Linked DNA regions of Homo sapiens: region 2 is linked to region 1. Evidence: chromatin contacts called from ENCODE Hi-C or POLR2A ChIA-PET data. All regions are on one chromosome and are shown on one strand. The core of a region is the stretch at or near the end of the contact, and the rest is flanking DNA. Distances in the headings are between cores, read along the strand shown.

The links. A loop is a pair of places that touch in the nucleus more often than their neighbours do. ChIA-PET counts read pairs that join two places held with the same protein, here RNA polymerase II (POLR2A). Pooled maps may share reads with other maps.
Region 2: a loop to region 1 is called in a pooled map, with 2.0 times the contacts of the local background. The contact joins the promoter of BCO2 here to the enhancer-like site in region 1. A Hi-C loop is called at or near these places in 2 of 50 pooled maps. POLR2A ChIA-PET finds 5 or more read pairs at or near these places in 2 of 52 experiments (A673 and activated T-cell).

The regions. Positions count from the first base shown.
Region 1 is chr11:112,048,793-112,052,709 of GRCh38, forward strand. It overlaps DLAT (dihydrolipoamide S-acetyltransferase), which reads left to right. Exons shown (of 14, transcript NM_001931.5): 11 at 2,442-2,557. It also overlaps a transcript of PIH1D2 not described here. Among named protein-coding and RNA genes, the nearest start is that of PIH1D2, 23 kb to the right of the region's middle. Within about 2 kb of position 2,084, at least 4 of the 41 ENCODE cell types and tissues checked have a DNase peak (open chromatin) inside an H3K27ac peak, as active enhancers do; they include A673, where a contact is called at or near this core.
Region 2 is chr11:112,173,390-112,177,306 of GRCh38, forward strand. BCO2 (beta-carotene oxygenase 2) reads left to right here and starts at 2,123. Exons shown (of 12, transcript NM_031938.7): 1 at 2,123-2,300. The coding sequence starts at 2,213.

The DNA of each region.
Region 1 (3,917 bases), core at 834-3,333:
CAAAGTGCTGGAATTACAGCCATGAGCCCCCATGCCTGGCCTATTTCCAGGTTCTTAATTCCATTCCATTAATCTCTGTATACCCTTAATGTCAGTACCACAGTCTTGATTACTTTAGCTTTGTAATAAGTTGTAAAATCAGGAAACGTGAGTCATCTTTGTTCTTTTTTCTCAAGATTTTTTTTTTTTTTTTTTTTTTTTTTTAAAGACAGAGTCTTGCTCTGTCACCCAGGCTAGAGTGCAGTGGCGTGATCTTGGCTCACTGCCAGCTCTGCCTCCCGGGTTCATGCCATTCTCCTGCCTCAGCCTCCCAAGTAGCTGGGACTACAGACGCCCACCACCATGCCCGGCTAATTTTTTGTATTTTTAGTAGAGACGGGGTTTCACCGTGTTAGCCAGAATCAAGATTGTTTTGTCTGAGTCCCTTGCAATTCTAAGTGAATTTTAGGATTAGCTTGTAAATTTCTGCATTGAAGCCAGTTGACATTTTGATAAGGATTGATTGGATGTATCTGCTGATCAGTTTGGCAAGTGTTGCCATCCGAAGAATATAGTCTTTTCATCCATGAACATGTAGATGCCCCTGTATTAGTTAGGTGTTCTTCAGTCTCTTTCAACAGTTTTTTTATAGTTTTTCAGAGTGTAAGTTTTGCACTCTAAATTTGCATTTGTTAAACTTATTTCTAGGTATTTTATTCTTTTTGATACTACTCTAAGTGGAATTGTTTTCTAGATTTCATTTTCAGATTGTTCATTGCTACTATATAAAGGTATGATTGATTTTTTTTTTTTTTTAAGACTAGTCAGGTATACTAGTGAGAAGGGCGGAAGAGTAGAAAAGAAGTTAGATTTATAATGGACTCTGAGCAATCAATTGAGATAACAATTCATTTTTCTATATTGATCTTTTTTTTCATATACCTGCTGAAATGGGATCTATATTGACCTTGTATCCTGCAAACTTGCTGAAGTCATTTATTAGTTCTTACAGTTTTTTAGTGTATTTCTTAGGTTTTTCTGTAAACAAGATAATGTTATCTGCAAATAGAGATAATTTTACTTTTTTCATTTTGACCTGTATGCCTTTTATTTCCTTTCTTGCCTAATTGCTCTGGCTGGCGCCTCTAGGCAATGTTGAATAGGTGTAGCAGAAGTGAACATCTTGTCTTGTTCTCGATCTTTGGGAGAATAAGTCTTTGGTCATTAAATAGTTGTGAGGTTTCCATAGATCAGGTTGAGCAAGTTCCCTCCTGTTCCCAGTTAGTAAGAGTGTTTTGATCATGAAAAGGGGTATTGAATTTTATCAAATGCTCTTTCTGTGTCTGTTGAGATGATTATGTGTTTTTTGTCCTGTATTCTGTTAGGACATTATTACATTAATGGATTTTCAGATGTTAATGGAAATTTGCATTCTTGGGATAAATCAGATTTGATCATGGTGAATGATCCTTTTTATATATTGCTGGATTTTATTTGCTAGCGTTTTGTTGAAGATTTTTACATCTATATTCATAAGATATTAGTGTGTACTTTTTTTTTTTTTTCTTCTAATGTCGTCTTTGGTTTTGGTATCAGGCTAATCCCGGCCTTACAGAATGTGTGGGGAAGTGTTTCTTGCTCTTCTTTGATTTTTCTTTGAAAGAATTTGTGAGGAATTGATATTAATTCTTCTTTAATATTTGGTAGAATACTGACGAAGCCATTTGGGTCTAAGCTTTTCTACATGGGTAGTTTTTAAATTACCAGTTCAATCTCTTTGTTAGTTATAGGTCTATTCAGAGTTTTTGTTTCTCCTTGGTTCAGTTTTGGTAGCTTGTGTCTGTATGGTTGTTCATAGTATTCCCTATAATTCTTTTTACTTCTGTAAGGTAGATAGTAATGTCCCCTATTTCACTCCTAATTTTAGAAATTCTAGTCTTCTCTCCTCTTCTTGGTCAGTCTAACTAAACATTTATCATTGTGGTTGTCATTTGATTGATCTTTTCAAAGAACCAAATTTTGTTATTGTTGAGATGAATGAAAATGATGACATAACATACTGTAACTTATGGGATTATGCTAAAGCAGTGCTTAGCAGGAAACAGCTGTAAGAGTCCGCATTTAAAAAGATGAAAGAACCAATGTTTGGTTTCATTTCTTTCTTTCCACCTCAGGATATTTGTATATTCTCTTTCTCTTCCTCCTTTTCTCACGATTATACAGTTTTACTCTTTGGTGAGAGAATTTAGAAACTACAGTTGTCCGGGGAGGGAAAGCATTAGGAAAAATAGCTGATGCATGTGAGGCCTAATACCTGGGTGATGGGTTGACAGGTGCAGCAAACCACCATGGCACATGTTTACCTATATAATAAACCTGGACATTCTGCACATGCACCCTGAAACTTAAAATTAAAATTAAAATTAAAAAAGAAGAAACTACAGTTCTTCTTGTCTTTCCAGATATTAGAAGGGAGAAGCAAAATTTCTGTCAATGACTTCATCATAAAAGCTTCAGCTTTGGCATGTTTAAAAGTTCCCGAAGCAAATTCTTCTTGGATGGACACAGTTATAAGACAGTAAGTATAACTGGGGAAGATATATATCCATCGGTAGTTTTCTTGTATTATTTAATGTGTGAGTGGAGTTGAGGGGATAAGGAGAAATGGAATACAGAGAGGCAGATGACTTACATAGGTCAAACAACTTGAAAACAACACAAAAATGTTTATGAGTTACTGCTTTTTACTTTTTTTTCTTACTGGCCCCAATTTTCAACCTTGTTTTTGTTTTTGTTTTTGTTGTTGTTGTTGATTTATTTTTTAAAGAGATAGGGTCTTGCTCTGTTGTCCAGGCTGGTCTTGAACTCTTGGGCTCAAGCAATTCTACAGCCTCGGCCTCCCAAAGTTCTGGGATTTCAGGTGTGAGCCACAGTGTCCAGCCTGCGATATTGCTGGATTTAGCTAGTAAAGGCTATAGATTCTTTGTATGAGTTCAGCAAAGGGAGATTAGTGAACAAATATGTGTAATTAAGTTGATAATGACTGTCACAAAGCAGGGTTAAACAGATGATTTTCATTCTCCTGAACTTTACGGGCAAAATTAGAACAGTAATTGTTAATAATACAATGGTATAGAGTAGTATGGTACTCAGTGTGTCTCTTTTATCTCATTCAATTCTCATGACTATCTTATGATTTAAGTGCTTTCACTTCCATTTCTAGATAAAGAAACAGACTCCGTGAGTTAAGTAACTTGCCCTGAGTTAATAAATTAGTGTTAGGACTGTGATTAGAACCAAGATTCTGACTCCTAAGCCTATTCGTTTCTTGCTGTGTAGATGCTTCTATGTTATTCTTATTCTGAAAGGAAAAAAACAAACTTTTTTCCTTTGTACTTTGCTGTCACACAGTCACAGCACCGCTTCTGTGACCAGATGAGTAGAGGCAGGGGTGGGGAGGGTTTCCCCACACACCAACCAAACAATTAATTCTGCAGTGATTTCCTCTAATTCAATTCAATTCAATTCTGGTGCTGTCTACCTGTAGATAGTGTCAGATCCCAAAGATTGAGGGCTCAGTCCTACAAGACTGCCCTCACTTCAGATGCCAGTCAAAAGTGTAGGCCACTCATACTTGTAACTGACTGGCTACAAACTTGTTGCTGTGACCTCTTCCTTGGGTTTGATTAACTTGCTAGGACAATTCACAGAACTTGGGGAAACACTTTATGTTTATTATAAAGGATATTACAAAGGATATGGATGAACACCAGATGAAGAGATGGCTAGGGCGAGGTTTGAGGTGGGGTGGTGCAGAGCTTCCATGTCCTTTCTGGGCATACCACCCTTCCAGCACTTCCACAGTTCAGCAACTGGAAGCTCATTAAATCTTGTTGAAGGGTCTTAATAGAGGGGGCTGGGGAGAAAAAGGAAAGGAA
Region 2 (3,917 bases), core at 873-3,372, 120 kb after region 1:
CTCTCTCTAAAAAAAGAAGGAAAGGAAATTTTTTCAATTTTTTCTTTCTTTCCTTTGCTTTTTTTTTTTGAGACAGAATCTTGCTCTGTTACCTAGGCTGAAGTGCAGTGGTGCGATCTTGGCTCACTACAACCTTTGCCTCTTGGGTTCAAGTGATTCTCCTGCCTCGGCCTCCTGAGTAGCTGGGATTACAGGCGCCTGCCACCACACCCGGCTAATTTTTGTATTTTTAGTAGAGACGGGGTTTTGCCATGTTGGCCAGGCTGGTCTCGAACTCCTGACCTCAGGTGACCCACCCACCTCAGCCTCCCAAAATGCTGAGATTACAGGCATGAGCCACTCGCCCGGCCAAAAGGAAATTTTTTAAAACTAAATACAACAAGAAGATTTGTGAGTTAATACGACATGTCATCTGGATTTCGACCTACCATCATTAAGAAATGTTCTTTTTCTAAGCATTTATTACTAATATGAAAAATAAGGCCAACAGATTGTTTGAGACTAGATTTCATAATATACTTGTTATATCCTGATGGTATCACCATTGTTTAACATCTAGTTCTTCCCTTTGCAGGTTCAGTAAATTGATTTGATCATTTCATTTGATATGATTAAGACTGGAGAACTGATTTTAAGTCACAATGTGTTTACTGTTCAGCACTGTTCAGAATTGTTATACCTTGTAGTATAAAGGTGCCTGAAAGCCTAATCATGAAGGCTTATTTATTTATTTTTTTATTGATCATTCTTGGGTGTCGAAGGCTTATTTTTTAAATCAAATTTGGATGGCTTTGGTACCATCCACGTAGACAAGAGTAATTATCTTGGCCAGGCATGGTGGCTCACACCTGTAATCCCAGCAGTTTGAAAGGCTGAGGCAGGCAGATCACTTGAGGTCAAGAGTTCGAGACCAGCCTGGCCAACGTGGCAAAACCCTGTCTCTAATAAAAATTAAAAAAAGTAGCTGGGTATGGTGGCGTACACCTGTAGTCCCAGCTACTCAGGAGGCTGAGATAGGAGAATCACTTGAACCCGGGACACAGAGGTTGCAGTGAACCGAGATTGTGCCACTCTACTCCAGCCTGGGTGACAGAGTGAGACTCTGTCTCAGAAAATAATAATAATTATTATTATCTCACAACTGGAGAAATGCTATTGCAGGAATACTATTGCCCTTTAATTTACACTTCTAATGTTACTCTTTACTATTTCAATAAAATATCACAAATTTATAAGTTATTTTTCATTGATTACTAATCAAAATATATACCGAACTATCTTCGTACTCTGCTATATGTATTAAGACACTCCCTTCTGACAATTTTAACCACTTCTTTCTTGAAATACAATTTTGCTAGGAAAACATGATATGTTAATGTTAAAAGCAACTCTGTGGCAGTGCTGTGGGAGTTACTAGAAGACCTTTTGGTAAGGGAGTCAGAGAGGTAGATTTTAAATTGGATTTTTGAAAAGGAAAGGGGATATTTCAGGCAGGGGAAAAGTTTCTTCAGTGGCACAGAAGAACAAACGTATCATGGTATGTTAGTCACTTTGCTGGGATGATAATTCATGAAGGGGAATAGTGTATGGTCTAAACTGGAGAGCAGGGACAATCTTGTTTCTTGGTATTCTTACTTTGTAGCACAGTATTTGCTACATTGGTGCTAAAAATGTTAATAAAGTCATATACATTTTAAGGGCATACTTTCACTCATGCTAGATTGTCAGAAAATGTTCTGTAAAATTAATGAATAGAAAAGAAAAGGAAGGATGAAGTGATTTAAAGGCAGAGAAAAAGGATGAAAGGTAAATTGTTGCCAGATTGTAGCGTCCTCTAGTGGCAGTCTAAATTCGGACTTTATTCTGTGTCGGAATCTTCCAGAAGAGGAGTGGCATAAAAAAATTGATGCTGTGCATCAGGATAAACGGACTTAACTGTAGTGTGAGAACAGGTTTGAAAAAGAAAAGTTTAGGGCGGGGGAGACCACTATTGGTGGTCTAATTTTAATATTTCAAACAGCTGCGTATTATAGCTAGGGTGTTTGGACGGTTGTCATGGAAATAAGCCCCGCCCCTTAAGCTGCGTCCTCTCTTTGACCTGTCAGTGAGGGAGGGACAGTCCAGGCAGTTCTGTGCGTGTTCACTGTTTAGTAGTACTCAAAACTGCCAGTGTGAGAGGATTTGGAAATCACTGGATCTGCTCAATACAAAAATGTTTTTTCGAGTCTTTCTCCATTTTATCAGGAGTCATTCTGCCACTGCAGTGGATTTCCTTCCTGTGATGGTGCACCGGCTCCCAGGTAGAGGGTTTGCCCCTTTCTCTTCCTCATCCTCCTCTTCTTGCCAGTCTGCGCTTAGAATTCTGTGCCTCTTTCCTGAAGGTTGCTGGGAGCTTCTGAAGCTTTGTGTCCTGTGTGGCTCAGATGAGATAGCAATTCCGCAGAGTCCTGGAAGTTAAAGAAGGCTGAGTTAGGATTGTTTCCTCATGGTCAGGGAAACAGCCTTCACATTTGTATATTTTATGCAATATTTAAGGCAGGATTCAGGGACTTGGTATTCTTTGGGATTTGCAATAAGAAGAATATTCAATATTTAGGCTTTTCTAAATTGAAAAATCACTGCCACACGTTCTAATGTAATTGTTTGGTTTCTCTATTTGCATTTTGCGGGGACTGCCTTAAAACTCATTTATGTTTTATAGCCTTCTATTATAGTTACCATTGTTACATGATTTTATGTATAGAAATTGGCTGATCTAGAGCTTTCAGAAATCATACTAATATGCACTATAAATTTTAAAATTACTTAATGTAGTAATTTAATGTTTGCAGTATGCAAGGGAATGTATTACGTACTGGAAGGAGAGAGGAGACAAACACCAGACCCTGTACTCAAGGAGTACTGGTAGTATCATTTATCATACAAGACAGATAAGATAAGGTCCATATGAGAGCTATAAACAGATGCTGTGAGTTCAGACTAAGGAGAATCAGTTCTTGCTGTAGGTAAGGGGAATGCTGTGTTTATAAAGCAAATGACATGGCAACTGGATCTTGAAGGATGAGTTAGGTGAGTAAATTTCATCTGAAGGAGTTGGGAAATATCCTAGATGAAGAAAATTGATTGGCGGGGGGGGGGGAATTAAACATTCTATTTTGACATGTTGAAAGTCACCTGCAAGAAGTAATTGATGAAATTAAGAGACTAGATGAGATTGCCAAGGGAGAGTGCTGAGATTAAAGATCCAAGGTAGGACCTTAGGAACATTCATGAAGTGGTAAGGGGGATAAGGAGCCCATAAAGGGAATTAACATTTGGAAAGCATCCACTATCTTTATATTTGATTATGACAACAGACATAAACAGGAAGTATTAACCTCCTTTTATTTCCATTTTATCATGGAAAAACCTGAGGCTCAGAGACATTAAGTAACTTGCCCAAGGTTGTCAGCTAATAAGTAATAAAACTAGCAGAATGCAGAGAGTAGTTATAGGGCAGCAGGAAAGTTAGAATAGGACAATGTCTCAGAAGCTACGAATAGAAAGGAGTTTAAGAAAGTGTTAATGTCAAATTCTATGGAAACTTTGAAGAGCATGTAGCAGATTACCAGTAGCATGCAATAGAGTATACAACATATAGACATGTAAATATTTTCTACAATGTAAAATGCTTTAAATTTGTGTATCTCTACTTAGACAAATGCCCAATCAGGCCATTCAATTTACTTAAAAAAGTAAGATGAGTAAAATTACATACCTGACCTTAGGGAATTTATTTTAATCTGAGAATAAGATAAATGGTGCATAATGTTAATAAAAGTAGAGTAACATAAATACCTGAGAGTTTCCTTCTCTATCTTTTCAAAGCATCCTCTTTGTACTTCTGATACTGTAGTTCCCAGATTTTAGTATGCTTA